2 separate regions of the Homo sapiens genome follow, and region 2 is linked to region 1. A link is a loop called in an ENCODE intact Hi-C map of the cell type or tissue named here. Cell type or tissue: Calu3. All regions are shown on one strand. Links, peaks and the distances in the headings refer to the core of each region. The heading gives the core; the rest is flanking DNA. Region 1 has its middle 34 kb from the start of LINC02310. Region 2 has its middle 14 kb from the start of FRMD6-AS1.

Region 1 (15,756 bases), core at 4,393-12,392:
CCAGTCCTTTCTAGGATTCATTTCCTTCCCCACATCTCACAAGTCTCCAAGCTTCTAGTTCTCACGGCAGAGCCTCCCTGGCCATTTCCTTACATGGGGGCACCCGTCTGTCACTGTCTGAAGGATCCACGCACTGCAGCCTTCCAGGCCTGAAAGTCCCCTTGTCTTGGAAAGGGGCTTCTTCTCAGCTTGCGTGTAGCTACTTCTTCATGTAGACTCTAAGTCTTAGGCTCTTTTGCATGGTGGTGTTACTATGACCAGTAGCATTTGCCTTGGGACAGGAACTGAGCTCCTGAGATGGCTCACCCCTTCTTTTTTCACTTTAGAGCAACTTTCTGTCTTCTCCTTCTCACCCTTTAATGGACACTGGCCCAGGTGGTTAAACTCCCCTGTCCCATACTCTTCTAGACAAGCTGTCCTGCTCCCATGTGCCAGGACTCTCCGGAAGGTTCTGCAGCTTGTCCCTGTCATCTCACTGAACCAGAGCGTGATTCTGACCACACTCCTATTTCTTTTGTATCAGCAGAATTTTACCAGTTTCATCTATTTATCTGACATTTTTGTCCCCCCTTTTCATCCTTACTCCACACTTCTTAGGGCTTTAGTAATAAGGTTCCTTACATCTGGAGAGCTGGGCTGTTACTGTAAGTGGCTATGTATCTAGCAGTCTCCTGGGGCTTGATATAGGAAAATTTAGGAAGTAAAATGTATAATTCTTGAATACAAAATGTCTACAACCTTGAGAAAGAACTTGTGTATGTGAAATAATGTGTGAATGAAAGAGTATTGCATTTGAGCATTGTATATACAACAGTAAATTGTATGTCATATGGTTTAGGCAACTGAAAAATTGGGCAGTAATTGATTAGGCTCAAACTGCATAGTGATCATTTTATTAGCAAGGTACATAAGCCTTGATGAGGTGTTGAAGAAAAAGACTGCTGCATTTTCTTTCTCATCCTCTCGGGTGTGAAAGAACAATAGTTAAAGGGGAAGTAGAAGGTAAAAGCCACCGATGAGATCAGCAGAAATGTGGAAATGGGACACTTTTGCTTCATTGGATGACAGAACCTGTACTGAGATGACCACCCAAGTTCACAAGTGGATACAGACAAACCAAGCATTTACTGAAACTGTTTTCTTGAGATTCTATAAGAATTATCAAGAGCACAAGTGAAAACCATGGCAAAAGCAAATCCTTTAAATTCATATCGTTGATCTTCATTGTGAAGGTAGAGAGTGCCTTTTAAAGCTACAGAGACTACAGAAATTAAAGGCTGTGAATCAGGACGCTTCCGCTGAAAGGCATTTAAATACAACCATTTTTGTTAGCCTCCTGTGGATACCCAAATATATCCCAGAAAATGTCCTCTCTTCTAAGGAGATGTGGCTTTTGGTACATCCCCCTCTTCAGGGAGTCCCACAGCATCACTGCAGCTAAACTCCTCCCTGTGGCTTTGTTGTTGTCTGAAACAGCGTTCCAAAGAGGAATTTCTGTCTCTCATTCTTGCAGATGTAAAAAAGTTGGTGTGTATTGTATGGCTATTTAGCAACAATCAACAAAGCTTATGGGAAAAGAAAAGGTCTCCAAGAAGGGGAAAGAAGTGTGAGAAAAAGCAGCTGTTATCACACTTTTATCTTTTCTGAGCCATTAATTTAGTTGTAGATTTCTCCAGATCAACTCCCTTCTCTAACTCTGCTCTAGTCACTCACAAGAGGACAAAAGGTCAGCAGTTCCTGTGAACACATGGTGCATTTTGACTTGGGCAGGACTAGCTTTCATACAAAACAGCTGAGACAGGGAATTCCGGGTCATGGTTCTTTACCACCAGGGCCATTGCATCCACTTCAGCTCGGGCAGCATTTGCCCCCAGCCCTTTCCTCCTTTTGTCTCCCCAGGCTCCATCCTCTGCCCTCACTGGCACCAAGCAATGCTGCCCATGCTGTTGGGCAATGGACGGGACTTTGGCTGGGCTGGATGCTGCCACCCAATCTCATTCCCTGCCCTGGTCTTGGCTCCCTCCCTGATTATCCTCGTCCTTGAGCCCCTGAAGGGCTCTTTATTCTCCACCACCTCGGTTCACAAGCTGGACCTGTGACCCCCTGAGGATTCCCAGGACTGACCCTGCACGCCCCAGGATTCTATTTGTATGTCCATATATCCTGTGTCTTGTGTGTCCATACATCTTCCATCCCTCTCCTTGGAAAACCCTGCCAAATGACCACCTCCATGCAGGTGATCCTCTCTTCTGAGCTTGTCAGCAACTGCTTGATATCTTCTTCTGGGCGCCCACTGGCTCCTCATCTGTAATATGTCTCAAACTCACCTTCTCTTTTCCAGTTCTCATATTCTGTTCTATCACTTCCCCCTGTTCAGGTCTCAGGGTCTTTTCCACACAGCCTCTTCTTCCTAAAATGTGTCCCCTTTCCCTGTCTCAGCCACATTCTGTGTATGGCTGCAGTCTCCTCATCCCTCTAGGATCAGCAGAATGTTGCCTGCACAGATAACCTACCCCAGACCACCCTCTCTGAGTAGGTCTCTCCTCTTGTCCTCTCCTGTCACTCTGTGAACTTCCATCATGACACTTCCAACTACACTTGTAATTGTTTCATCTTTTCTTGTCTCTAGTCTGATTTCCTGACTATCCTCTATGCTCCGCCTGGCAGGGATGAAGTCTGTTTTTTTCAGCACTGAATACTCTTGAGTGTGATGCCTGGCACATAGCAAAAGCACAGTGATTATGTGCTGAATGAGTGGATGGATCTTCCTGGCCACCCTGCCCTGAACTTTATATATTTTTTCCTCTTTCATGCTCTCCAAATCCAGTCTCATAATTGTTAACAATCTTGTTCAACATGGGCCCTCATTTTTGGATTCTTGTAATGGTTTCCTAACAAATATCCCATTTTATTGATTCCCCCTGTTGTCTCTGTCACCATTACTGCTTGGTGACTTTTTCTTGAAGTGTTTGTCATAATCGTTAGTTATATTCAAAAACCTTCTACTTCTCTTGGAACTTAGCCTGGCAATCAAGATATCCTGATTGTGTTTTCCATTCCATCCCCTCCAGATCCTCCACCTAGTCACGTGGTGTCTCAGCCTCACCATTTGCACTCTCTGACTGTGCCCGCGTCTGTGTGTCCTTCCCATCCACCTGCAAGCCCCACTCCCCACTAGAATTAGACCCCGCTCTCTCAGAAGTCTCTACTTTTGTCTGTGTTCACTTACAACACATGACTTTCTACCTTGTACTATAGTTTTTTTAATATACCCTCTATTTTCCTAAGTGGATGGCAAACTTCTCAACAGAGAAGACTATATGTATTTTTGCACTTTATTTACTCAATGCCTAGAAAATTTGGACTTAATAAATATTTGCTGAATGAATACACAAGTAATGTATAACCTTGAATGCAGATCAGCTACACTAAGTAGGATAAGAGATGCCAGGTACCGTGAGATGGGGGGAGTGGAACAGAGAGTGCAGAGTTTAAGACCCTTCTCGTTCTCTTCTCAGAGAGGGCTCACCTAGTGTGGAGAACTTTCTCTTGAACTCCAAGCTTCTCTGCTACCTTCCTTATTAGACCTTGAAGTGGCAGTGAGGACCCTGGCTCGCAGGCTGTTGTGAGGAATGGGATGGGGCCTGATCCCTGGCTTCACCTCCTATTGTTTCACCCCACTGCATTAGCTTAGAGCTGACAGAGCAGAATTTGCCTGAGCCCAAAATGACCACAAGAAAATAGATCTGGATTGGAATTAGCCTACTGGAAAATGGAACAGTTACCAATTTTTCTTTAACTTTCTTTTCTCCCCTCCTCATCAGATATGAGAGTCTAAGTCCTATTGAAATGGTAAAGTTAAAATAATTGCTTTCTGAGACCTAGTAGGTATATTATTTTTTTCCTTGAGGCTCAGGACCTTTTATTAGCAGAACTTATAGCAAGGTGGAAAATCGGTTTATCTCATGGGCTAGTTCCAACTGTGGGGAAGTTCCCTAGAGCACATTTTCCTCAAATTATTTATCCTCTTGTATACAAGTGTCATGACCTGTTACTGTTGTCTGCCATGCATGCAGGAGGAGGGAGTGGAGCAATACATTATTTATTTGGCATATGCCAGCCACTTTGCTGATCACCGTGCATATGGGTCCAAAAGAAAGAGGTACAATTTGGCTTCACATAGCTCAGGCATTTGAGGAAGGCACACAATTAAATTATGAATGTATGAAGAACCTTATGGGAGGAGAAGCACATAGAACTTTGGGAATATGTGATTGAAAAGAAATGGGAAAACTTAACCCCTGAAGTAGTGCTAGTATTGTCATCCCCATTTTACTTATGCAAACATTGAGACTTAGAGAAGAAAACAAATTTGTCATGGGTCACGTGTTGGCTATAAGTTGCAGAATTAGGATTTTTACCTAAGACAGCCTTACTTCAAACATGCTGTTCCCGTGTTTTCCACTTCGTATAGAGATGTGAACATAAGTGAGCATGCAGTGGTATACTTGTTAGCTTGTGCTGTCTTGTGAAAGGTAATTGTACATTTTCAGGAAGTTTGCAAGCTTTCTGATGTTGCGCTGAACTTGAAAGCAGCCATGGTGGGAGTATCTACACCACAGAAATTGGCACCCACTATACATCAAAGATTTTTCTTCCCCAAAGACCTGGTTGTTAAACATTGACCAGCAAACAACGGATGTACAATACTACCACATTCTTTAAAAATTCACAAAATATAACTACATTTTTACAAAGAGGTACATCCAGTGGATGTGAACTTTTTGTGGCACGGGAATCGTTTTGGGAGGTGGAGGCTTGTTAAAAGGAGTTTGGGTTCAGTAAGTCTGGGCTGTGGGAAGAATCTACATTTTAAAAAAGACTCAAAGTGAAATGAGAACACACTTTAGGACATACTCAAACTTTTCAAGTGAGTATTTTCCTTTTTCTTTGAACACTAAAGGTGCCAGGTGAACTTCCTAGGTCAGTGATTCCAACCCTGACTATGCATTAGAATCACCTGGGGAGCCAATACAAACTATCAGTGCCCAGGCTGCCCCCCACCCGACCCAATTAAATCAGGGCTTGAATGAAGGAATTGGTGTCACGTGCCCAACTATTTCAGAATTGCCATGTACAAGTGACTTCTGTGATTCCCGTTGTGCCCCTCCCACTTTTGAACTTGAGTGTCTACTGCAATGATCTCAGTGTGGTCATTATATGCTGCGTATATGGAGCAGACAACTCCAGTCTCCAGGTTACAAGTCTTCAGATGAAGAGGAACTGTATTTAAAGAAACATACCTGATAGCTTCATATGCACCAAGACATGATTTAGAAAATGCGATCCTGGACCTCCAGTCTGAGCCTGTTGCTGTAATGAGATGAGAATCTTGGGGGTTGTGGGAGAGGGTGAGTGAACTTTGAATGTGGCAGGAATATAAATAATTAGGGGCTAGAGGATGGGCTACAGCAGATTAAAGATGGCTACAAATTCTTTGATACCTCTCCCACTAGGAGGTGGGATTTATTTCCAATCCTTGTGGGTCTGGGCTGCCTGACTGCTTTTGCCAATAGAGAATGGCAGAAGTAACACTAAGCCTGGTCCTTAAAAAGAATGGCAGTTTCTATCAGTTTCTTGAGCCCCAAGCTACCTTTGCCATATGTGAAGACTATGAAGATATTCCCTGAGGCTACATGGAGAGAGAGAGGGGGAGAGAGAGAGAAGGGGAGAGACAGAGGGGGAGAGAGAGGGTGAGAGACAGAGGGGAGAGAGAGGGTGGGAGAGAGAGGGGAGAGAGAGGGTGGGAGAGAGAGGGGAGAGAAAAGAAAAGGGAAGAGAAGAGGAGAAGAGAAAAGAGAAGAGAACAGGTGAGCTCAAATTCCCATTTGTTCCTATCAAGGCACCAAGCATGTGAATAAAGCATGTGTGTGAAGTCATCTTTGATTCTCCAAACCAGTTCAGCTGCCAGCTAAATGCCACCGACTAATCCCAATTGACACCACAAGGAGCAGAAGAATCACCTGGTTAAGACTTGCTCCAATTCCTCTTCCTCAAAATTGTGAGCTCTCATGAAATGGCTGTTGTTTTCAGCTACTAAATTTTGTTGTGGTTTGTTATGCAGCAGTAGATAATCAGAACTCTCCCCCAGGTGATTCTAATGTGCAACCCAGCCGTTCAAAAACAGTTTCACCTGGGTAGTCATGAAGATTTTTTTTTGTTTGTTTGTTTCCCTCTAGCCCTTTATCCACACATTACCAAACCATTTTCTTCTCTAATTCTGCAATTCCCTCATTGAACTTTGTCGAGCACAGGTATGATGGCTCCCTAAGTAAACTACTTTTATGTGGCTAAGGACATCTCATGCGTTTGGACAGAATGATCCGTTTCCCCCATTTAACATTCAATTAAGTGTCGTGGGCTTTTAAAAGAGACCAAGCACTGGACAGGAGTGAGGAAAACTTGACAAAGTCCCAGCTTTGACATTACTACCTCTATGATCTTGGGCAAGTCATGTATATTTTCCCCATCTTATTTTTAATATTTATAAAATAAGGAAGTTAGATTACTTGTCTCTCAGTTCCCTTTCACTTGTGGGACTTTGAGACATTGTAAGGATGTTGAATAGTAACTATCAATGGGGAGAAATTCTTTTCACAGAAAACACACAACTCATCAATTTCCTCTTGATTGCCCTGACTCAGTCTAGATTTATACCCACCACCTTGGGGCAAAAAGTTATGTCTACATCACTAGTAACATCCTCAGGCACTTGACTTTCTGAGGATGTACGCCCATTTTAAATGCATGAAGCTCAAGAAGAAAGAAAAAGAAATAAAATTGAATTCAACATGCATTCTTTCATTCCATAAGATTCAGTAGAGGCTTTGTGTTCCATGTGATTATGCCAGGCAAAAGATGTTCAATGCCATGGGCTGTTCCGGGGAATGAGAGATAGAGTAATGAAATTCATGACATGTAAGTTTGGATTTACAAGTCAACAACAAATCCCTCTGTGAGTTTTCAGAATTTATCCACCTCAACGTTAAAAGCCGAAAGAAAGAGTTCTTTGTGTGTAAAGTGAAACCATACTCCATCCTAAGTCTTTAAATATAGTTGCTCACTTCCTTCAGCTCCTGTTAAGTACTGCTGACCTTTCCCAAAGTATTCTTTTCTGGCCTCCACTAATAGCAGAAGATCTAACCCACTGCTGTTAACAATACACCTTACAGGATTTTGAAAGCTGAAAGTAGTAGCTCCACGCAAATTGGAGTTGTTTTTTTTAATTCCTTTATTTTGAAAGTTTAGGCATAATCTGGGGTAGAAGTTCATGTGTTCGTGGTAGTTAAAAAGTCAAGGTCAAACTCTACATGCCACAGGGAATCATAAAAAAAAAAACAAAAAACAACAAAAAAAACCCTCTGTTCTTCTCCCCGCTTAAATCAGAACCAAAGAATTCCCCAGTGAGAACATATCTCTCATCTTTCACTCAGAACAAAAAGCAGCAGTACAAAACATGAACTGCATGGTGTTTGCTACCCTTGGGTGGCAGCTGCTAGCATGAGCATTACCATTTGTATTCAAGGGATCTTTTATTCCCAGTTGCATGAGCCGAGCCACAGGGCTTGCAAGAATGCTTGGGATGCTTCTTATGGACTTAGGACACAAAGAATCTGTGGTGTGGCTCTGAAATGGGAACCGCTAAAGACAGAAGAACTGAAAGGGATATTTAATATGTTAGTAAGGACATTGCTATTCATGTATGGAGTATGTATGTGTGCAGAAGACTGTGTGTGTGTGTTTATGAGGATATGTATATGCTGATTTTAAAGTCTCTCTGTTTTTAGACAATTGAGGTTATTGTTTTCTATATATACCCAGAAGAGTGTCAAAATGCCTTAATGGGCAGTGAGCCATCATACCTGTGGATGGCCAAGTTCAACAAGGCAATTGCAGAATTAGAGAAGGGGACTGTGTTTTTCTTATTAATGGTTAAGCCATTGCCCCGATAAGAGATTTTCAAAGTTTGCAAACAGGAAACTGGTCACCCAAGCTGGAAGTCCTTCTAAAATAGACTCCTTATTTCAGTCAGTATTGAGTAATTTTAGTATGCCAGTGGCTCTAACAGAAATTGTTTTCCATAAAACATGCAAATTGATATGTTTTCAACTCATTCTATCTCTCCTAAAAAGACTCCAGAAAAGTCACCCACAGTACTACCCGGTACAGAAAGGGAAAAGTTTGAAACATTTTTGTTTACATCAAAGTCAGGGAAACCATTTCATACTCTGAATGTTCTTGAGATGATTAATGCCTGCATTGACAGCACCTCCTTCTTAACCAATGTTGCAGTGAAAGTGAACTTGAGTTTATAGTTCGTGGTCCATAACTGAAACATCATAGATTTAGGTATACAGAAATAGAGCTGGTAATACAAACAAGACCTTGAATTTTACCTGAAGTTGGTGATAGACTCCCCTTAGCTATTTTCCCTTTATTTATTTTTTCCAAATTATAGATGAATTTATGAGCAGTTTAGGGTAAAGGGGACCCTAAGGATAGATCAATTTTCCTTAATCCCATGTAACTAACAAATAGAGGTCATATGCAAGTAGAGCAGCTTTTAGGTGTCAGGCTAAAAGAGTTCTTGATGAGATTGCTCATGTGGAAAGAAAGTATCCCTTTTAAAGTCACCCACTTTGCAAGGGTACCATTGAGCTGTGTGAGCTAAATAAGGCTTGTACAGTTACTGCATTACTTCCCTTCCAGCCCTGGAGACTACAAGCAAAGGAAGATACTTCCTTATTTAATTTGATAATGGTACTAAATTAAACAAATAACACATAACGACAAGCTCTTTTGAGTTAGAGAATCAAAAGAAGACAAGATGTATTAATAGCAGAAAACATTGAATTAAGATACAGTAATGACTCTGTTGTTCAGATTGATCCAGTTCTTTATTTACATTATTGAAAAGATAGAGAGTAGCGGAAATGCTGCCTTTGGTGACAGTTCAACCTCAAGGGATCAAATCCAGCTTCATTCTGGTCTGACTATATACATGGAAGTGATGCCTAATGTAAGGCTCCCCTGGCAGTACTTGTAATTTACAAGATTGATTTTTTTTTTCCTCTGAAGAGCTGTTAAATGTGATTAATTCAACTGAAACTCAGGAAAATTCCCTTTTTCTTTTGCAAACAGGTAGAGGAATTCACAGTGGTCTGGAACACAGAATCATCAGTCATAAGGTCAGTCCCCTGCTTTGACCTTTGCCAAATGGTGAGTTGATTGACTTTTCCCAGTATGAAACATGAGGACCAATGCCTGACACTCAAATGTGAAGATACCCAGGGCCCATGTTAATTGTTAACTTTGTGATTTCTACACCAAACACAGGGCTTACTTTTAAGCATCTGCAGAAAATGTTTTTTATTGTCACAGGAAACCTAAAAATAACCGTAACCCTGAATACTCAGACCATTGAGCTTGGTTAAGACACCAACCAAACTGCAGTACTGAGGTCACGGACCACCTCTGGGAGGAATAGAATTCTGTCTGCCCTGGGTGCTGGGTGTATGAATAGGGCTGAGAAAGCAGGCAAGTCTAAGGTCTCCATGGAGCTCAATCCAGGGGGCAGGGCCTATCCTGGGAGCCAGATGTGAAAGTTTCCTGTCCATTTCTGTTGCTGGCTTTGCTTTCGTGAGCAGACAATTCACAGCAAATGAAATAGAAATGGCCCTTAAACATGAAACTTGTTCACACTCACTCATAATTAGAGGAATACAATTAAAACAACACTGAGATACGATTTCTTGCCTGTCAGGCTGGCAAAAATTAATAAATTTTACAACACATTCTGTTACATGCATTTCTGGTAGGATGTCAAGCTGGTACAACCTTTTAAAAGTGAAATTTGACATTACTTTACAAAGCTACATGTGCGTTTACTGTTTGACTCAGAAATCTCATTTTAGAAATCTAGCCCAAAATTCACTTCCAATGATATGACAGTACATATATACAAGATTGTTCATTGAAGCATGATTTGTAATTGCAAAATATTGGAATCAGTCTAAATGCCTACAGATAGAAGAATGATTGAATAAAACCATGGTTCATTTATACATGGAGTACTATATATCTGTAAAAAAAATGAGGAAAATCTCTCTGAAATAATAGGTAGTGATTTTCCCGGACATACTTTTAAGTGAGAAAAGTAAAATGCAAAGAATATGTGTAGTATACTATGCTTGATGTGAGAAAAAATGGAATACTAAAAGCTCATATCATACTAAATACATATCTGCTCATTTGTGCCTAAGTATGCTATGCCTATTTACATATAGCTTCACTAACGGAACGTGTTGTAAAATTTATTAATTTTTGCTAACCCGACGGGGAATAATATACAGAAAAAATAAGCCAGGAGTAACGAGATTGGTTACCTACAGAGGGTAGATGGAAACAGGGTGGAAAGAATGGGAAATGAGAACAGAGTGGTAGAAGCAAGGTGTGAGCAGTACTTTTCTGAATATGCCTTTACTATATAGCGCTGACTCTTAGAACTATGGGAATGTCCCCCTCTCCCATTATAATTAATTAAATTCAACCCAGATGCTGGGGGAACCCCAAATAGAACACAACAGTAAGAAAAGTAGCATTGGAAATAGTATTTTGACTATATACTATAGCACCAAAGACTACTGTATGCAAGTATTATAAAACGAACTGTACGCAAATATCTTAATCTATTTGGTAAATACTCATAGGGATATGCTTTAGCAATTCTGAAGCTACATATCTACTAGGACTGAACAAATAAATAAAAACATTGTGAATAATGAGAGCCCCATTTCTCAAGTAGAAGAAATAAGTTAAAAATAAGGAAGGGGGAGGAAGCTAGAATAAACCCTATAGTGTTAGAATAGGAGGTATCAGCGTAAACTCATGATTTTTATTATGTACACAGGTGGCATAAAGAAGTAAATGTAGATGTATATATACATATGTAATATACAGACACATATTTTCTATACCTCATGACATCCCAGTAGCAATGAGCATGTCTACCACCTATATTTTGGTTGTTAAATGCCATTCTTCAATAAAAGGAACCAGGGTTCCTTGTAGAATTGGTTGACTCCAGGATTGAGCCAGTGAAATGATAAGATTAGTCTGGAACATCTTGTGATGCCAGAAGGTAAGGAAGTACTCAAAAACTGATGGGGACATGCTGAAAGAATGTAAGAAACTTGAAGGGGTTCCTTTTGTAGTAAAAATTGGGACAATTTGAGCAACAACAATTAAAAAATTGTAATAAGTATCTATGGCTCTAAATTGACATGAGTAATTGAGAAAGGACAATTCTTTCTTACAGTAGGATTCTGATTAATAAATGTAGAGGAAATTATTTAAATAAAAATTATTCTTAGGCAAATAGCAATAAATGTTCAGATAAGAACCATCATTGGGCACTAAAATTAATGAAGAAATAAGACTATTTGCATAGTCTTAAATTTTCTCCTAATTATTACAAAGGGAAAAAAATGTCTTTTTGGTAGAAAAACCTGGCATGCATCACCTTACCCAAGTCATCAAAGTTAATATCACCTAATATTGTGTATTTCTTGATATGGGACACTGAGAAGGGCACAACATCTCCTCTACGTTATTCTTGCAAAAAAGTATAATCATGAGAAATTATCAGATCAAAGTCTAGGGAGATTTTTCAAAATAACTGGCTAGTAGGCTTCAAAAGTGTCACTGTTGTGGGAGACAAAAAAGACTAAGGTGCTGTCTGTCACAAATTAGAGAACACTTAGGACACATGACAACCGAATACAATGTGGAATCCTGGATCGTACCAGTAAAAAAGACATTAGTGGGAAAACTGGCAAAATTATTTCAACAGCGTCTACGGATTAGTTAGTGGTATTGTATCAATGTCAATTTCCTGGTTTTGATCATCTTACTAAGACTATATAAGATGTGGTCAAGAAAACTGGGTAAAGCATATCAGGGATCTCTGAACTTTGCAGCTTTTCTCTAAGTCCAAAATTATTTCAAAATTTAAAAATTAGGCTGGGCATAGTGGCTCATGCCTATAATCCTAGCACTTTGGAAGGCTGAGGTGGGAGGATCACTTGAGCCCAAGAGTTCGAGACCAGCCTGGCCTGGGCAACATGGCGAAATCCCATCTCTATTTAAAAAAAAAAAAAAAGAAACGAAGTGTAAACATTAAAAAGAAATAACTGGTAAAGAGGAACAAAGGGAAGTACAAGTAAACATTTGCTTTTTATTAGAAACCTTAAGAGTCCAAGTCTTGAATTTTTACTACTGAAAACAGTACAAACTACAGATGATCATGGTTACTTTAACTTAAATCATATTCAAAACTATTACTAAATAGTGCTAACTAGAACCTGGGAAGGGTAGAGGGAAGGGGAGATAAGGAAAGGATTTTTTAACCAATATGAAATTACAGCTAGATAAGAGGAGTAAGTTCTAGTGTTCTATAGCACTGTGGGGTGATGATAGTTATTATTTATTTAATATTTTAAAATGGCTACAAGAGAGAACTTTGAATGTTCTCAACACAAAAAATGTTTGAGGTGACACTAATTACCTTGATTTGATCATTGTGCATTGTATACAGGTATTGAAATATCACACTGTACTCCATAAATATGTACAATTATTAAATGTCAACTAAAAAAGATTATTCATATTAAGAAAATGCTCTTAAAAAATGACCCTGAGTTTTTTGCCTGCTTCCTGATGAGCGAGGAGACCTGTGGTCTGGTTCTTGGACTTCCTTAGCCACATGGCCCCCAAACACCTGTCTCCACTCCCACCTCAAGTGAAGAAACCAAGACCACCTCCTGCCCTGAGACCAGAGAAGACATTGACTTCTGCAGGCTTACTGAAGAAGGGAGAAGAAGAGCAAGAAGCAATTGAACACATTGATAAAGTACGAAATGAAATAGACAGACTTAATGAACAAGCCAGTGAGGAGATTTTGAAAGTAGAACAGAAATATAACAAACTCCGTAAATAATTTTCTCAGAAGAGGTCAGAATTGATTGCCAAAATCCCAGATTTTTGGGTAACAACATTTGTTAACCATCCAAAAGTGTCTGCACTGCTTGGGGAGGAGGACGAAGAGGCAGTGCATTACTTGACCAGAGTCGAAGTGATGGAATTTGATGACATTAAATCAAATTGCTGAATAGATTTTTATTTTGATGAAAATCCTTACTTTGGAAATAAAATTCTCTCCAAAGAATTTCATCTGAATGAGAGAGGTGATCCATCTTCAAAGTCCACTGAAATCAAATGGAAATCTGGAAAGGATTTGACAAAACATTCAAGTTAAACACAGAATAAAGCCAGCAGGAAGAAGCAGCATGCGGAACTAGAGAGTTTTTTACCTGGTTTACTGACCATTCTGATGTAGGGGCTAATGAGTTAGGAGAGGTCATCAAAGATGATATTTGGCCAAACCTATTACAGTACTACTTGGTTTCCGATATGGATGATGAAGAAGGAGAAGGAGAAGATGATGATGAAGATGAAGAAGGAGAAGGAGAAGATGATGATGAAGATGAAGAAGGAGAAGGAGAAGATGATGATGAAGAAGAGGAGAAAGGATTAGAAGGTATTGATGAAGAAGGGGATGAGGATGAAGGTGAAGAAGAAGAAGATGATGATGAAGGGGAGGGAGAGGAGGATGAAGGAGAAGATGACTAACAGAACACTGATGGATTCCAACCTTCTTTTTTAAATTATTATACTTAAGTTCTGGGATACATGTGCACAACGTGCAAGTTTGTTACATAGGTATACATTGCCATGTTGGTTTGCTGCACCCATCAACTCATCATTTACATTAGGTATTTCTCCTAATGCTATCCCTCCCCCGGGCCCCCACCCCCCGACAGGCCCCGGTGTGTGATGTTCCCTGCCCTGTTTCCATGTGTTCTCATTGTTCGACTCCCACCTATGAGTGAGAACATGCAGTGTTTGGTTATCTGTCCTTGTGATAGTTTGCTGAGAATGACGGTTTCCAACTTCATCCATGTTCCTGCAAAGAGTCTGTCTCCTTTTGGGATGGAGTCTCGCTCTGTCGCCCAAGCTGGAGTGCAGTGGCGCGATCTCGGCTCACTGCAACCTCCGCCTGCCGGGTTCAAGCGATTCTCCTGCCTCAGCCTCCCGAGTAGCTGGGACTACAGGCAAGCACCACCACACCCGGCTAATTTTTTGTATTTTTAGTAGAGACGGGATTTCACCGTGTTAGCCAGGATGGCCTCAATCTCCTGAACTTGTGATCCGCCCGCCTCGGCCTCTCAAAGTGCTGGGATTACAGGCGTGAGCCACCGCTCCCGGCCCCAACTTTCTTTTTTAAAAAATTTTCTCCAATCCCTGGGAGCAAGTTGCAGTCTTCCTTTTTCCCTTTTTTTTCCTCTTGTGCTCAGTCGCCCTGTTCTTGAGATCTCTTTTCTCTACACCATGGTTCTCAACTTATTTTGGGAGAAATACCTTGAGCAGAATACAATGGAAAAAGTGTCTCTACCCCTTTCTGTTCAAAATTCATTTTTATCCTTTCCTGTCTGAACAAAAACTGTACAGAATCAACACCACTGAACTCTGTGGGAAAAAAGAAAAACCTGTTCCCTTTGCTCTGCTGGAAGCTGGAAGTTGTGAGGCCTCTGTGTAGCAGTGCACAGAATTCTAGCTTCTTTTCTCCTTTCTCTGTACCTTGGGCTCAGAGAGTACACCATGTCTCTATGTGAATATGCACAGTTAGCATTTCCCAACATGCATCTGTCTACTTTCTCTTGTTTAAAAAAAGACAAAAACACTTTAAAAAATGGAGTTATAGAAGGTGCAAAGGGTGGGTTGGAGATGTTTGGGTTAAGTGGGCATTTTGACAGCATGGCTTCTGCTTTGGCATGTTCAATTGTGATATTTGACAGACATCCTTACAGTTTAAGATGACACTTTTAAAATAAATTCTCTCTGAATGATGACTTGAGCCCTGCCACTCAATGGGAGAATCAGCAGAACCTGTAGGATCTTATTTGGAATTGACATTCTCTATCGTAATTTTGTTCCTGTTTATTTTTAAATTTTCTTTTTGTTTCACTGGAAGGAAAGGAAAGATGATGCTCAGTTTTAAAGGTTAAAAGTGTACAAGTTGCTTTGTTACGATACAACTAAATGTGTACACAAAGGATTTGATGCTTTTCTCTCAGCATAGATATGCTTACTATGACCTTCCAAGTTTGACTTGTATAACATCACTGTCAAACTTTGTCACCCTAACTTCATATTTTTTGATACACACTTTACAGGAAAACCTCAGGGCTATGTGGATTTAGTAATGGGATTTGAATCATTCTGTTAATATCTCCCTAGCTGGGAAACATGGGTACCATTCGCCATTGGTTTCTGATAATATTCACATCATTTGGGATACCAGAATGCTCAATACTCAGTTCTCAGAACGTTGTGCCCTTGATTTTTAATCTCCAGGTGGCAGTTTTTAAAATTTGCCTTTTACCGGGATATAAAGTAATAGTGCCTGCCACTACCATCAAATAGACCTGGTGCTTTAATGCCAAGCTATATATAGGGCAGTTGCTGGCATGTCTTCACTGGCTATGTAAAATGTGGCCAAGAAGATGGGCTCTCAGAGTAAGAAGTCTGTGTTAATTAGGAGTAACTGTCCCAGCTCTCTGGTGTAAAGTTGTTCAA
Region 2 (15,756 bases), core at 4,112-12,111, 210 kb after region 1:
GCTACTAGTTAGTGATATGTAACCTGGTAAAGCCACATAATTGCTTCAAGCCTCAGTTTTTTTCATCTATAAAATAAGAACACTGGATTAAATTATCTATATGTTTCCTTCCAGCTCTAAAACAAGGAGTCAATTCTGATTATTCTTCTCCCAGAGGCTACTGGTTGTTAAGCTGCTGTTGCTGCTTTCTTTTTTTCAAATGAGACAGGGCCTTGCTATGTTGCTTAGGCTGGTCTCGAACTCCTGAGCTCAAACTTCTCCTCTGCTCCAGCATATTGAAGTAGATTCCTTTAGTTATCTAAGCCTCTCATGGCCTATGATATTATTTCAAAGAAAAACCAGCAAAATCAAGAAAGCCTTTATTCTTTATTTTCTTCTCAAAATGATGGGATTGGCTACTAAGTTATATTTGCAGAGGAAAAGAGAGGAAAGCAAAGAACCCAACATTTGTTGACTGCCCATATACTAGATATGAAATAAACATTTTCATAGTTTTAATATCATAAAACTCATAATCCCTGAGATAGTTCTATAATCGTCATTTTACAGGTAAAGAAGCACAGGCACAGAGTGTAGGCAAATTGCATAATGTTACACAGATAGTGAGTGAAGCTGGGATTCAAGCCCATGTCATCTAGTTCGAAGTTGGATTTTATTTCATTATGCCAACTGAGAATTAAAAAAACAAAGAAGAAACATTTTAGGTTGAGTGCAGTGGCTCATGCCTGAAATGCCAGCACTTTGGGAAGCCAAAGTCAGGGGACTGCTTGAGGCCAGGCATTTGAGACCAGCCTGGGCAAAAAAGACCCTGTCTCCACAAGAAAATAAAAAAAGTAGCCAGGCATGGTGGCATGCGCCTGTAGTCCCAGCTACTTGGGAGGCTGAGGTGGGAGGATCATTTGAGCCCAGGAGGTCAAGGCTGCAGTCAGCCATGACTGCACCACTGCACTCCAGCCTAGGTGCAAAATGAGATCCTGTCTCTAAAAAAATACATAAATAAATAAGCCTTAATGAGCAGGTGGAAGAAAGTGCATGTAAATGTCAACTAATGAGAAAATGTAACAATGGGATTTTACAATGGCCAATTATTACACCTAAATTATACAGCCAACAATTATCTTGTAGTACAAGGCTTCCACTCATTTCCACACTCTGCTGCCATATGTATATGCATACTTCAAACCCTGAGGACCAAGAGTCAAATTGGCAGTTTCAGAAGGAATGTAGAGGAGTGGGATTCCTGCTTATTGAAAAGGCATTTTAATTTTCTCCCACCAAGAAAGGATTGCTCATTCTGAGTACTTGCCCAGATAGTGCAGAGAAAATCCACAGAGACAGTTTTGCTACCCAAGGTGAGAAACTGAGAAGTTCCAGAATTAAACTGGTACATTTTTTGAGTAATAGTTCTGCTTCTCTTGGGTAAGACGAATCTTTACTGATGTCATTGCCACCCACCACCACCTGGTATCTCTGCATGGTGGAAGCCAGAGCAATATATAGAAGGAACGGAGCACTTACAAGAAGTTACAGGGCACTTGGAGGAATTCTCTCAAAGAAACACATTCACAGATTCCACAGTGAATGCCTCCTTAATCTCTGTCTTTAGGAACATTTGATTTATGTGTCTCACACTCCATTTTTTTTGGTAAATGTTTATATGGTCATCGAAAGAGGAAAAAGTAATACTTTTTATCTTTAGAATGTCTACTTTCATTAGTTCTGTTCCTTCTAGAATCAAGCTAAGGAAGCTAAGGGTTGTTCATGCTTAGGTAGAGAAGGTGGTAAAAGGGACAGAGAATGGGAGGTGCAAATACGAATAATATGCTGTGAAATCACTTTTTCTCTTTACCATTGTCAGCACAGCTTCTGGTAATTGGGGATTATTTGAATTTTTAACAACTCAAATAAGACTCAAGTAAGATTTTAAGTCTTCAAATTTTAGGGCTTTAAATGCAATCCTAACTCTGGCAGTAGATTTTACTCAGCTCGTATCATGTATTTAATATCAGTTATCTTTGAATGGGAATAAAAATACTAGTTAACACCACAGGGTCTAAGAGTGAGAGTGAAAATTAGCAAAAGTGACTACATGGTGTTTTGTCGCAACAAATTCTGATTGGTGTCCCTAAGAAAAGCAGTAATAACATTAGCATAGATCGATGTTCTTCCCAAACTATGCTCCAAGTGATATGATTTGGCTGTGTCCCCACCCAAATCTCATCTTGAATTGTAGTTCCCATAATCTCCACATGTGGAGGGAGGGACCTGGTGGGAGGAAATAGAATCACAGAGGTGGTTTCCCTCACACTATTCTTGTGCTAGTGAGTTCTCAAGAGATCTGATGGTTTTATCCCCCTTTGCTTGGTTCTCATGCTTCTCCTTTCTGCCACCCTGTGAAGAAGGATGTGTTTGCTTCCCCTTCTGCCATGATTCTAAGTTTCCTGAGGCCTCCCCAGCCATGCTGAACTTTGAGTTAATTAGACCTCTTTCCTTTATAAATTACCCAGTCTTGGGAACATCCTTATAGCAGCGTGAGAATGAAGTAATACACAAGAGATATTAATTAAGGTGATCTGCTGGGGACAGAACACAACTCCATAATAAAATACGCTTAGGAAACACGAGTAAAATTTCTTTGTGGAACTCCAAAGAGTCTTTAATACAGTATATTCAATGTGCATTATGAGCCTCCAAAAGAGAGATGCTGTGTGTTGTACCACTTGAGCTGCTTGAAAAGAAAAACTTAATCTCAGAAATCTTTTTTAAAACATTTTGGGGAAAGATGGCCCAGAAAAGGCATAGTTCCTTTAGAAGGATGGTTTCCTGGCTATCTGCAGTTCTCTCCATCTCACCCCTCTCCATCTCACACCCATCCTGTCTTTCTAAGATCTCCAAAAAGAATGTGGTCTGATAAATCCATAGAGGATGGAAATATATTGAAAGAAGAATGTCCATGGCCCTTTCTTTCTACATCTGAATTGTCTTAGAGAAGCCTAGAGGGCCAGCCTGATTGAGACACTGGTTAATGGCAGTTTCAGGTAAAAGGGGAATTCTTCTTTAAAAAACAAAACTAACTTGCACAATAACTAAAGGGAAGGCATGGAACTTGTTTGGACCTGAATTCCAACAAGCCAACTGTAAGATGACATTTTGGGGACATGGAAATTTTAAATGCTAAGAAATTATTATTAAATTTGTTAGGTGTGATTATGGTATCTGGTTATATAACAAAATGGCATTTTTAAGAGGCAAACTCATGCATTTCGTGTAAAATATCAAGATGTCTAGAATTTGCTTTAAAATATCTAAAAAAATAGATGTAGCAAATAAAGCAAATGTTAATAACTGTTCAATCTAATGGGATATGTGAGGATTTTTTTTAACAAGTCTTTTTATAGTTTCAAATTTTACATGATGAAAAGTTTTTTAAATACAGATTTCTTAGCCCCAAATCTACCAAATCAAACTCTCTGGAGATTAAGCCTAGGAGTTTGTTATTATTTACCTCCTCTTTTTTTTTTTTATTTTTTAAAATCATATTATCAGGGTTTTTTTGGCTGGGTGCGGTAGCTCATGCCTGTAGTCCCAGCACTTTGGGAGGCCCAGGTGGGCAAATCTCTTGAGCCCAGGAGTTCAAGACCAGCCTGGGCAGCATGGTGAAACCCTGTCTCTACAAAAAATGCAAAAATTAGTTGGGCATGGTGACTCATGCCTGTGGTCCCAGCTCTTGAAAGGCTGAGAAACGAGGATCACCTGAGCCCAGGAGGTGGAGACTGCAGTGAGCTAAGATCATGCCACTGCACTCCAGCTTGAGCAACAGAACAAGACCCTGTCAAAAAAAAAAAAAAAAAAAAAAAGAAATAATTATATGTCATAGTTTAAGGTAACCATAAAATTGTAATAAAAAGCAGTGTTTTGTTTTAGAAACAAGATATTTTCAAGAAAAGAATACAAATAATAACTCTAATCAATTTCTAACATGTATACCCAAATATAAGTTCCTTAGAGTGGAACTGTTTGTGATTAGCATAATAAAGTTACGTACAATACTTCACATACTAAATTACTATCAAATTTCAGCAGTGACAATTTGATGTATCTTTTAAATAATGCAGCGATTAACACAGAAATTCAGTACATGCAGAATCCATGCTATTAATCCATTTCTTCGGTACTTTCAAAAATCTGAATCATATTTTTAAAATGTGATGGCAGGTTTACAGAACATGCCTGTGCATCATGCATGTAGTTCAGACAGTCTGCAAAAAGCAGATCAACGACATGATTAGCCATGTCCTAAGATACAACGTCCACAAATATGGATTTGTGAACTATCTTTTTTCTACATTGAAATGACTATATAACTACATCTTCATACACTGAAGTGTATATAATTGTTTTTTTAAGTGCTTGTCTGTTATCACCTAAAATCATGTGGCATACAATAAGTAGTACTCTTATTACACGTTGGGAGATAGTAACCTAATTTAAGACCAGCAAGAATACATCAGATTCTTTGCTAATAGGGAAGGAAGGAAAAAATTATTCCTCAAGGGAAAGAACTTTGCCATATTTGTATGACTTGTACCTAGCACAGTGTCTAAAATAGGCATGCAATACATGTCTGCGTGAATTAATGAATGAATGCTTATCCTCTCTCCGAATTATCTCTATCCCCTATTCCCAAAACCAATTATTTGTTAAGATGAAGGCTTTGATGAAAGCTCTTAGTCCATGAAAATTAAATTGCTGAGTCTGACCCCTTTGTAGGAAATGTAAAATCATGAAATTCAAGTACTCTTGGGAAATCCAAACAAATTTTCATTTACCAATGTCTATAAAAAAGGAAAAAAAAAAGATAAATTTACTAAAATACATAAATGTTAGCTTTTGACATTTTTTAAAACACTGGAAAAGGAAATAGAAAATTCCCTCTCACAAATTTGGAGGCAGCCTAGTTAGTATAACTTCGAGAATGCAGTCAGAAAGGCCAGGCTTGAACTCTGGCCCTGCCACTAGTTAGTGATATGTACCCTGGTAAAGCCACATAACTGCTTCAAGCTTCAGTTTTTTCATCTATAAAATGAAAACGTTAGATTAAATTATCTATATATTTTTTCCAGGTCTAAAATAGAGTCAATTTTCTGGTTATTCTTCTACCAGAGGCTACTGACCGGTGCTTGGTTGTTAAGCTGCTGCTTTTTTTCTTTTTTTCAAATGAGACAGGGTCTCAGTATATTGCCCAGGCTGGTCCCGAACTCCTGGGCTCCAGTGGTCCTCCTGCCTCAGCCTCCCGAGTAAGGCTTCAACTTCTTTACCAGTATTAAGCAGGCAGAGACCTGGTACTGTGGTTCACACCTGTAATTCCAGCACTTTGGGAGGCTGAGGTACAGAGGTCAGTTGAGGCCAGGAGTTTGAGAACAGCCTGGGAAACACAGTGAGACTCCATCTTCAATTCAATTCAAATAAATAAATAAGCAAGCAAGCTGGGCATATTAGCGTGTGCCTGTGATCCCAGCCACTCTGGAGACTGAGGCAAGAGGATCGTTTGACCTAGGAGTTTAAGTCTGCAGTAAGCTATGATTGTGGCACTGCACTGCACTCCAGCAGGACCCTATCTTTTTAAAACAAAACAAAACAAAAAGGAGGCAGAGTCTAGCTGTGTGCTTTTCAGGGACCCAATGCCATTCTGAATTACAGGAGCCCAAGTACTGGCAAACACAATCTTCAGCATATCAGTAAAAGCCCTTGGTTATCCAATTTTTTAAAAAGTAGATTTAGAAAATAATTTTAAGTGCTCTCATTTAGTTTAACGTTTTAAGTAAATTTTACCATAAGGCAGATTATTTAGCTTTTGAGAACACATTCTCTGCAGTCAGACTGGGTTGAAATCTAGCTTTAGAACTCAGGACAAAGGACTTCTGTGTGTCTCCTATTACCTCATATTTTTAAAAGTGATAAATAAATAATGCCATCTGCTTCACAGATTTGTTGGGAGGTAGAATAAAAAAATACTTGCAAAGTACTCTCTTAAGTAGAATACCTGACATGTAGTAATCACTCAGTAAAGCAGCTATAATTTATCTTTTCCATCGAGGCTTTATGTAGAAAAACACTCCTATTTTCCTGCTAAAGAACACAATAAAACAATCCCGTAGTGTACACCTAGCTCTTTACTCCGTCCTATATATGCTCACATTTGCAGCATGAGTGAGTTATGCAGTGGACAGGTCTATACAAACCTACTCCCAAAGTCCGAGAAAGCGGAAGGCAAAGAAAGAGGCTGACAAATTCAGTTTCTTAGGGAGAAACATTTAATAGGGACTTAGGAGCAGAAGTTGCGTCTGTGTCTTGGGCCTCAGGTGGTGGTGAGACAAGATGGTGGATCCCCGCCCCATTACTCCCCGGAGCCAGGGTTTATATAGGGAAAGGGTATGCATGATTCAGATGGGATGTGAAGGACAATTGAGGTTTGATAACATCAAGGTTGTTTTGACCTAAGGGCAGGATTTAAACAAATTACAAAAGATAAACTGGAAATCTTAGAGTCCTTCCCAGAAAAGGTTTAGTCATTAGTCAACATGGCAGATTAGCATCCAATGGAGTTGCTTTAGCCTTTGTGAGGAAAGCTGGTGGAGATCACTGCCTGACTGTTGGTCCATATTCCTGCCGTAAAGTTCTATTCCTTTCTGCCAATAACTAAATTGCGCTGGCTGGGCAGCTGGAGGAAAGGAGCCCTGTGAAATGCTGACTTGTGTTGAAGATGGCTCAGGAAGTCCCTGGACTCCCTAGCCTCCTCCTGTTTTTGTGAGGCAAATGAGATAATGCTGGTGGATTAAAAACTATAAAATGCTGTCCAAGTGTTAGTTATCATATGAAAGGTTAAATTTGATGATAAAGTTTAGAGGGGAAAAGGCCAGAATGTGGGATGTGACCCCTTAAAGGTCTTCGTTGTTACAAGGTAAGGTGCTTGTTTCCCCGGGGCCACGGAGTTGTTGTTTATAGGTCCCCATTAAGCACTGTGAGAGGGGTGACGTGAGGGGAGAAGCAGGGAGCCCCTTTCCCAAGAGGGCTAAGAAAGAAAAGTAAGGGTGAGGCCACTGTAGAGAAAAAAGACCAGATTCATTCTGAAACATTTTCTCACATTAATAAACATTTTAAGTAAATAGTAATTGTAGGCTGGGCACAGTGGCTCATGCCTGTAATCCCAGCACTTTGGGAGGTTGAGGTGGGAGGATGGCTTAAGCCCAGGAGTTTGAGACCAGTCTGGGCAACACAGGGAGACCCTGTCTCTACAAATAATAATAATTAGCTGGGCATGGTGGTGTACACCTATAGTTCCAACTACGTGGGAGGCTGAAGTGGGAGGATTGCTTGAGCCTGGGAGGTCAAGGCTGCAGTGAGTTGTAATCCTGCCACTGCACTCCAGCCTGGGTGACGGAGCGTGACCCTGTCTCAAAAAAGAGAAAAAAACTGCATTTCACATTTAAAAAATAAATCTTCATTTTTCTTTAAAATAATTGGCAGAAAATTCTACCTAAGGAAAGGAAGAAACATTTTGAATAAAAACCATTACATCAAAATCCTTGAAAAATTGATTTTATTCTGTAATTGATTTATGTGCTCCCATATTTAGTATGTAAATAATGTCAAATATATGTCATTCTTTTATTTTAGGATCACATTGTTGATACACACAGGCACACACACACACACACACACACACACACACACACATATATTTGGAAGTAAGAAGCATGCTACCACTGGCTAGGAATAGTTGGGGGAGGGGGTAGGAAACTGACCTAGAGCAAATGGCATCTTATCAGCGCAGATACAATTAGCAACATTTTACTGTACCACACATACTTGCAATGCAGTGTATCTAAAAACAAACTTAAAGGAAATGGAGAACAGAAAAACATTTTCCCCAGTTAATTTCTATAAGTCACAAGAAGGATTTCATTATAAAGTAGGAATTACAAACAGTAGGGGCAAAAAAGTAAGGAATAAAGATTAAATTCACAAAACAAGTTGGTATCTTTACCTTTTCATGACTGTGATCCATAAATCCAACTAAATCAGTTTTTTCAAGTCCATTCCAATTTAACTCATCTTCTCTGGATCCCCCTAAAAGATTTTAATGGCTGGCTTGTCTCGAAACTCAGGGACATTTATTTGTGAGTTCTCCAAGATGCTGAGTAAGACGGCAATCTTTAAGAAATAAAGTCTGCCAAGCGTGGTGGCTCACGCCTGTAATACCAGCACTTTGGGAGGCCAAGGTGGAAGGATGGCTTCAGCCCAGGAGTTTGAGACCAGGACCAGCCTGGACAACACAGTGAACCCTTGTGTCTACAAAAATTTACAAAATTAGTTGAGTGTGGTTGCATAAGCCTGTAGTCGTCACTACTTGGAAGGCTGAGGTGGGGGGATCACGAGTCCAGGAGTTTGAGGTTGCAGAGAGCTATGATCACACCACTGTATTCCAGCCTGGATGACAGAGCAAGACCTTGTCTTAAAAAAAAAAGTTTGCCAAATTCCTTCCATGGGTAATAAGCTGAGTGAGAGCGGATAGCATAGTGCCAATCCCCAATGCCAGTGCAAACAGTAACTCTGTCCCTACTACTCCATTGAGACTGGGAGCCTCCAGATGTGGGTGGTTCCGCATTGTTCACATTCCTCCTGGAGACACTTACTGCCGGGCTACTGCTCCGGGAGCCACAGCTGACAGATGAGCCTCTTGTTCCATGCTAGATTTTACAACCTGGCTCCCGCAATGATAGGGACTGAAGGCAAAGGTGATTCCAGGGGACTGTCAGTCAGCTCCCCATTTGTGACCCAGATTGTCCAACTTTCTCCTTTATACTGAGTGTATGGCTCAAATGAAGCAATTAGAAACTTGAAGGACAAAAGCTGAGTTGCAGATGGAATGTAGAGGGGTGTAGCAACCTATCTGAGAACTTTGATCATTCTTTTTTAGTCTGATCAATTTAAGACACAGTAGAGCTTACACTGTTGGAATGGAAGAGGTGTCATCCAACACTGCCCTATTGACTCCTTCTTGCCAAATGACCTCACATAATTCCTTGTAATTATTTTTAAATGTTCTACCCACTAGAAATGGGCTAAGAATTTTGTTCCCAGTCCTTCCTGTTCCATATACATATCTAAGTTTGAATCAGTTTGAGCAGGGACATATCTTGGGTTCTTCTCCCGGTTTTCTGATACATAGTTTTTGCTGTCCGAAAATCAGCCACTCTCTGCTAAGAAAGTGGACACTTCAAGTGTCAGGATTTTTTTTTTTTATTAAAACTAGGTGTTCCCATTTTTTGCCACAGGACTTTTCTTTTCCTTTGTTTTTTAAAAAATTATTTACATACTTCTCTGCCGAGTTCACACACAAAAATAATTATTACATCCCAGCACTTTGGGAGACTGAGGCGGGCGGATCACGAGGTCAGGAGATCGAGACCATGCTGACCAACACGGTGAAACCCTGTCTCTACTAAAAATACAAAAAATTAGCCGGGCGTCGTGGCAGGCGCCTGTAGTCCCAGCTAATCGGGAGGCTGAGGCAGGAGAATGGCGTGAACCCGGTAGGCGGAGCTTGCAGCGAGCTGAGATTGCGCCACTGCACTCCAGCCTGGGTGACAGAGCAAGACTCCATCTCAAAAAAAAAAAATAATTATTATTATTAAACTCCACTATTAATAAGCTACTAACTTTGGGTAACTTGTCTGTTTTCTGGTTTCATTATTTGTAAAATAGGAATTATGATGGTACCTATTTCATGATGTGCTGTTATGACTAAATTAGATAATAAACCTAAACTTGGCATAGCATCTAAAACACACAGTAAACAGTAGATGATCAGCTGTCATTATTTTAAATGATTATTTCAAATGCGTTGCATTCCTGGAAACCACCCTTTTGAACTTGTCGTTCATAGAATAAAACAGTATCTATCCATGCAACCTCGTATTTATCTATGAGCCAAAGCCCTTAGTGGGTCAGTACAGTGGAGATGAAATATGTCCCTAAATATATGTAAAATATAGAGATATCTATTAGGCAGCATCAAAAGAGCAAGCTATGAATGGGAAGGAGTAGAAATTGGGATGCCTGTATATCCTGTTCAGTCTGTATTCCATTTTCTTTGAGCTGCCCTTCAGCATATTTATGGAAATGTTAATTAAGAATATGATTCATGTATACATTATTAGGTTGATGTAGAAGCTTCTGGGGACTAGATGCAATTATGTTATTCACTAAGACTGGTAGGTTCCAGTGCTTTCTTTAGTTGAATGACTTCTTATTGACCAAATTAATAATTACAGTTTTAGTTATTCCATTAACATCCCAGAAAATTAAAAACAGGCAGTCCTTCCCCAATCTGAATTAGATGCACTGACGTCAATGTCCTTATTGTGACAAAAAGATTACTAATCACATTTTACCACATTCCTCCCCCTCCACGTTTTTATTCCTTGGAAGGTAAGGATAGAGTTACAATACCTAAAGCATTTTGGGGCTTCAAATTAAACATTTCAGAAATATTTTAGATCTGGCCTCTTCATTTAAAACTTGTTTTAGTATAAGCATCAACAGGGCAACTACCTGTATGTCATGAATGGGTATCAAAATCATTTGGATCTTTTTGCTGATATTTTAATTGGAGATTCCTGGCCCTGTCACCAGTTCTTAAATGGTACTGATACATTGCCAAGTTTGGAAACCACTGTCTAAAAGCAATCAGCTAATAAGTCTAAGTGGAAATCAGGCAATATTTGAAAAAGGTGCTTAATGATCCCGTTTACAACTATTCTTCTTGGGTTTTGTCTTCATGAGAATTTGAGTATATTTGAATTCATAATTATATATTCTTTATTGTAAATGCTAGTGATATGATGAACAATAAAAGTATAAAAATAAGAAAATGGCTTTAATCCATATGAATCTGATTGGTTTGATTTATACAAACAATTCTTGATAGCCCTAATAATCATTTCAATGTTTACTTCTACATATTTGGCAGTAGCTATTTGTTTAAAACACACATAGTTTCATCTATTAAATATATTTCTACTAAACCACTTAAAAATAAAATTTAGCAAATTATTTAAGTAATGATAATTTTCCATGGTAAGAGCTAATATCCACTAACTTCTGGTTAAATTTTGGAGTTTATACTTTATTAACATAACTTTCCTTTTTTTTTTCTTTTTTGACAGAGTCTTGCTCTGTCACCCAGGCTGGAGTACAGTGGCACGATCTCAGCTCACTGCAACCTCCACCTCCCAGGTTCAAGCAATTCTCACGCCTCAGCCTCCCAAGTAGCTGGGATTATAGGCGATGCCACCACACCCTGCTAATTTTTTGTATTTATTTATTTATTTAGTAGAGAGGGGGTTTCCCTATGTTGGCCAGGCTGGTCTTGAACTCCTGTCCTCAAGTGATCCATTCGCCTTAGCCTCCCAAAGTGCTGGGATTACAGGTGTGAGCCACCATGCCCTGCCTATTCTCCTCCTTTAAGACTTAATTTTTGTTCAATAAATTGATTCTTCATTGCTATTAAGTGAAAAGCTTAGGTTTCCAACTTTTTTCTTTTGGGTCTTCACTATTGTTTAATTGGGATTAAGATAAATCTTATCCTACCTCTGTTGAGAAAGAGTCTCCTATTTACCTTTCCCCTCAAAATCTCTACATACTAAAAAAGAAGGTGATCTAGGACGAGATAAAATGTGTACTGAACGTCTTGGGGCTGTGGGAAGATCCAAATAAAGTTAGGGGAACGGTGGAGGCAGAAACTGAGTCCAAATATCTCACTCTTTAGGTCCCAAAGACATGATCCTTCACCTCCAGCAACTTTTCAATAGACACTTGGCAGGCTCAGCCAGCATCCCCCAGATACTAACTGCCCTGACTCACAGGGCACCTCAATGTTCCAGTCAAGTTCACCCTTTCGATCAGTGGCTTTCAAGTCGGGGCAGCAATTCTTTGTTGTGAGGTTCTGTCCCCTGTGTTGTAGGACGTTGAGCAGCATCCCTAGCCTCTGCTTGCTGGAAGCCTACAGTAGCACTGTCCCTCCTCCCCGCTTTCCCCATAAAGCTGTGACACCAAAAATACCTCCAGACATTGCCAAATGTTCTCGTAGGGGCAAAATCACCCCCTATCCAAGGACCACTAGAAGTGACAAAATATGGCTTTGAAGGTTCCCTTGTCTCACGATTATCTCCCACCTTACAGATGCCAAAATTTATTAATAAGGCCACGTACCTTTTGTTTCACAATCATAGACTTAAAGGCTTAAACTGTAGGTACTAGTTTGAGGTGATTTTGGTGGGATTTCAGTGAAAGTACAACTAGTCAGTCATTAATGGCAAAGGGTTGGTTTTCAGAACCTTTCTGAGTCTGCTCAGAAGGGAACATAGTGAGAGAGAGAGAGGGTTTTCAACATCTGAAGTGGGCTACTTTTTAGAAAAAGGAGGCCAGAGGCCGGGCATGGTGGCTCACGCTTGTAATCCCAGCACTTTGGGAGGCCAAGGTGGGGGCATCACCTGAGGTCAGGAGTTTGAGACCAGCCTGGCCAACATTGTGAAACCCTGTCTCTACTAATAATAGAAAAATTAGTCAGGTGTGGCAGAGCACACCTGTAATGCCAGCTACTTGGGAGACTGAGGCAGAATTGCTTGAACCCGGAGGTGGAGGTTGCAGTGAGCCGAGATCACGCCATTGCCCTCCATCCTGGGCGACAAGAGAGAAACTCCATCTCCTAAGTAAATAAATAAATAAATAATACAAAGGAGGCTAGAGACTAAGAACAAACTTCCAAAGCTTGATTACTTTACCTGGAATTATTTGTCCCTCTGTCAAACATGTTCCTGGTGCCTCATCAGGTGTGGTGCTAGATGTAGTATGAAATATACAGTCACTTCAGCATTTCTGTAGGAGGAAGATGGCCTAGGGCATGGTGAGATGTTAAATATTTTAGAGGAATAATTTGAATGTAAAGCTCCAGGACTAGAGATTAGGTTTTGTTTACCTGTGTCCCTAAGACCTAGTATACAATACTTAATAAGTATCTGCTAAATGAATCAACAAATCAATGATGGAGAAAGCCCTAAAAGAGCCAGGGGAGCAGGGGATACAGAGCTTTGGTAGGAGGAGATTAACTGAGAAGAGTCAGGAGAGAATGGCCTAGGAGAAAGATACGGAAAAATCTGTAGGTGGAAAGGACTGAAGCTCTAGGGAGAAAATGCCTGACCAAGTCTGTACCAGAAGCAAGGCAGTTTAGGGACAAAGGGCATGAGCTTAGAGTCAGATTTCCTAGGTTCAGATCCAAGCATCACTACTTATTTTCTTTAAGAACTTGGGCATCTGTAAACCAGGGATAATATCTTCTTCAAAGGGCTGTTGTGAAGATTCAACAAGGTAATACATATAAACGTCACAGATCAGTGACCAGCAAGAGTAAGGCTCGGTTGACCATTGAGAGTGGCAGGATTTCAGAGTGGGATGAGGAACCTGTGGAGAGTCATAAACATGTGAACAGTCACTGTGTGATGAAAAGGAAAGACAGCCAGGCAGGGATGAATAAAAAGTTGACCCAACAGCTATGAGTGTTTCACTGACCAAACTGTTGTCTTGGTGATGTGACTAATCAACTCATTTATTCAATTTTCTTTAGGCTTCTTCAATGTCTTTAAAGCAAAATGTAAGAAAACGGATGATTGAGTTGACCTGAATTTTGGGATTGTTAAGAAAGCTGGATTAGAAGGTCAAAGGGATTGGGACACGAGACCACTCAGCGATTAAACTGAAAAGGAAAGAAGTCAAGCCAAAAAACGGCTAATAAACTGAAAGAACAGGGAGGGGTTTGGGGACTGAAAGTCTAGGGGGAGATGGTGACAGTGGCAGATGTGGTGGACAGAGTAGTTTCCAGTCCAAAGGTTCAGAGATGGAGCAGCTCCAGGAAACACAAGGTGCAGTTAAACCTTGGATGGAGGTGGCGGAGGCTGAGCAAATGGAGGCAAGGCCACACATTTTTCCTTGTTCAACTCAAACTATTCTGTTCCCAAGCGTATCTCATCAAAATGTTTTGTGAGCAAAGAATTCAACAATAACCACTCTAGTAAAATCCTGCTAATAAACTTCTTAATATCTTGAAAAGCTGGAGGATGTATAGTTAAGTATAGTTTCACTTTAGTTGAATGATTTCTTATTAAGAAATTAATAATTACAGTTTTAGTTATTCAATCAACATCACAGAACATCAAAAATAGGTAATCCTTCCCAAATTTGAATTAGATCCACTGATATCAATGCAGGGGGAAGGCTAAAAATAGAAATAAAATATACAATAAGGAACATCAATAGAATATTAATTATACCATACATTGACACTTGAAAAAAATAAACATTACGTGAACTGAGTGATATAAGGTGTCCCATTCAAATCAACCAAGGCTTCTTAAGGGATAGATCATTTTTCATCAATACCTGAGATATCCGGCCCAGAAGCTTCTCAAAAAATGTTAATCCTTTTCTGTTCTCATCTCAGTGCATCTCAGATTTCTCTGCCTCACCCTTCACACACACACACACACACACACACACACACACACTCACTCACTCTCTCTCTCTCTCTCTCCCTCCCTGATCTCTACGTGTAATTTATGGGATTCATTCATTCAACAAATATGTGTCAGATACTGTTCTAGATGAATGGGGCCATAGCAGTTAGAGAGATTTTAGATCTGTGCTCACGTGAAGCTTAAATTCTAAAAGGAGAGACAGTTAACATATTCATAAATCAGATAGTAAAATGTGCTATAAAAATAAGTGATGTGTTAATATTTCACAATGATTTGTATATTAAGTCTGTATTGTACATAAAACTATCATATATTAATGTGTCTCCTCATTATCCTTTAAATTGGGGTATAAGTGTGACAAAATGATCCAATATGGACTATTTGCAGAACAGAAAATCACTAAAAATGCTGATTCTGTTTTTCTGCTCAAGAAATCACATGGAATGTATGGCTTAATTATATAGGAATAACAAATATATAAAAATGTTTTTACAAGAGAGCGTATTTCCTCGCCCCCAGTCTTCCTCTTGAAGCTAAATCTAGTTAAGAGTGCTATTGGCCAGTACTTTCTTTTCTCCATACATGTCAAAAGTAAACATCTGAATCTGGGGTCCTTTGAGACCAATCTTCCAATCCATAATTTCTAATTCAATCTCCATGATCTAATTAGCAGTGTTCTTTCCTTGAAGAACTGAAGTATAAGAAGTCTGTTTAGGCTAATAGAATAATTTATTAGGCTACCTTTGAAAATGAAAAATCTAACCACTACCTTGCCTGTAGAAAACTTTCTTAATATTTTCTGGCATTTGGTTTCATAGCCAAGCCAAATCAAAATGAATGCAGATTTTGTTTCTAACCTAGAATCAGGTGAGAGGAGAAACAGCGATCTTATGTCGGGTGTTTCAAGGTACTGTCTTCCTTTCATCCAACCAGTTAGTATAGCTAGCACATCAGCATCTTGTTTTATAACCAAATCCCAACCACCATGGACAGGTAGGGTGTCCCTTGGAGGCTGCACCAAGTCCTTTAGCCTCAGTGAACTTCCCATGAAATTCCAGAGCTAGGAGAGCCTTTTTTTCTTCTTCTTCTTGAGACAGTGTCTTACTCTGTCACTCAGATTGAGTGCAGTGGCATGATCACAGCTCACTCCAGCCTTGACCTC

Evidence for each region. A loop is a pair of places that touch in the nucleus more often than their neighbours do. Peaks named below come from ENCODE experiments on the same cell type or tissue, not always from the same donor. Only the 100,000 strongest peaks of a DNase experiment are listed, where the experiment ranks them.
Region 2: it touches region 1 in a loop (2.8-fold over the local background); 2 of 110 quality-filtered maps call a loop at or near these places.

The regions. Positions count from the first base shown.
Region 1 is chr14:51,423,215-51,438,970 of GRCh38, forward strand. It overlaps a transcript of FRMD6 not described here and the pseudogene SETP2. Among named protein-coding and RNA genes, the nearest start is that of LINC02310, 34 kb to the left of the region's middle. In Calu3, for the core only: no CTCF peak of the experiment used is centred there; a DNase peak (open chromatin) is centred at 7,927.
Region 2 is chr14:51,629,765-51,645,520 of GRCh38, forward strand. It overlaps a transcript of FRMD6 not described here. Among named protein-coding and RNA genes, the nearest start is that of FRMD6-AS1, 14 kb to the right of the region's middle. In Calu3, for the core only: no CTCF peak of the experiment used is centred there; no DNase peak of the experiment used is centred there.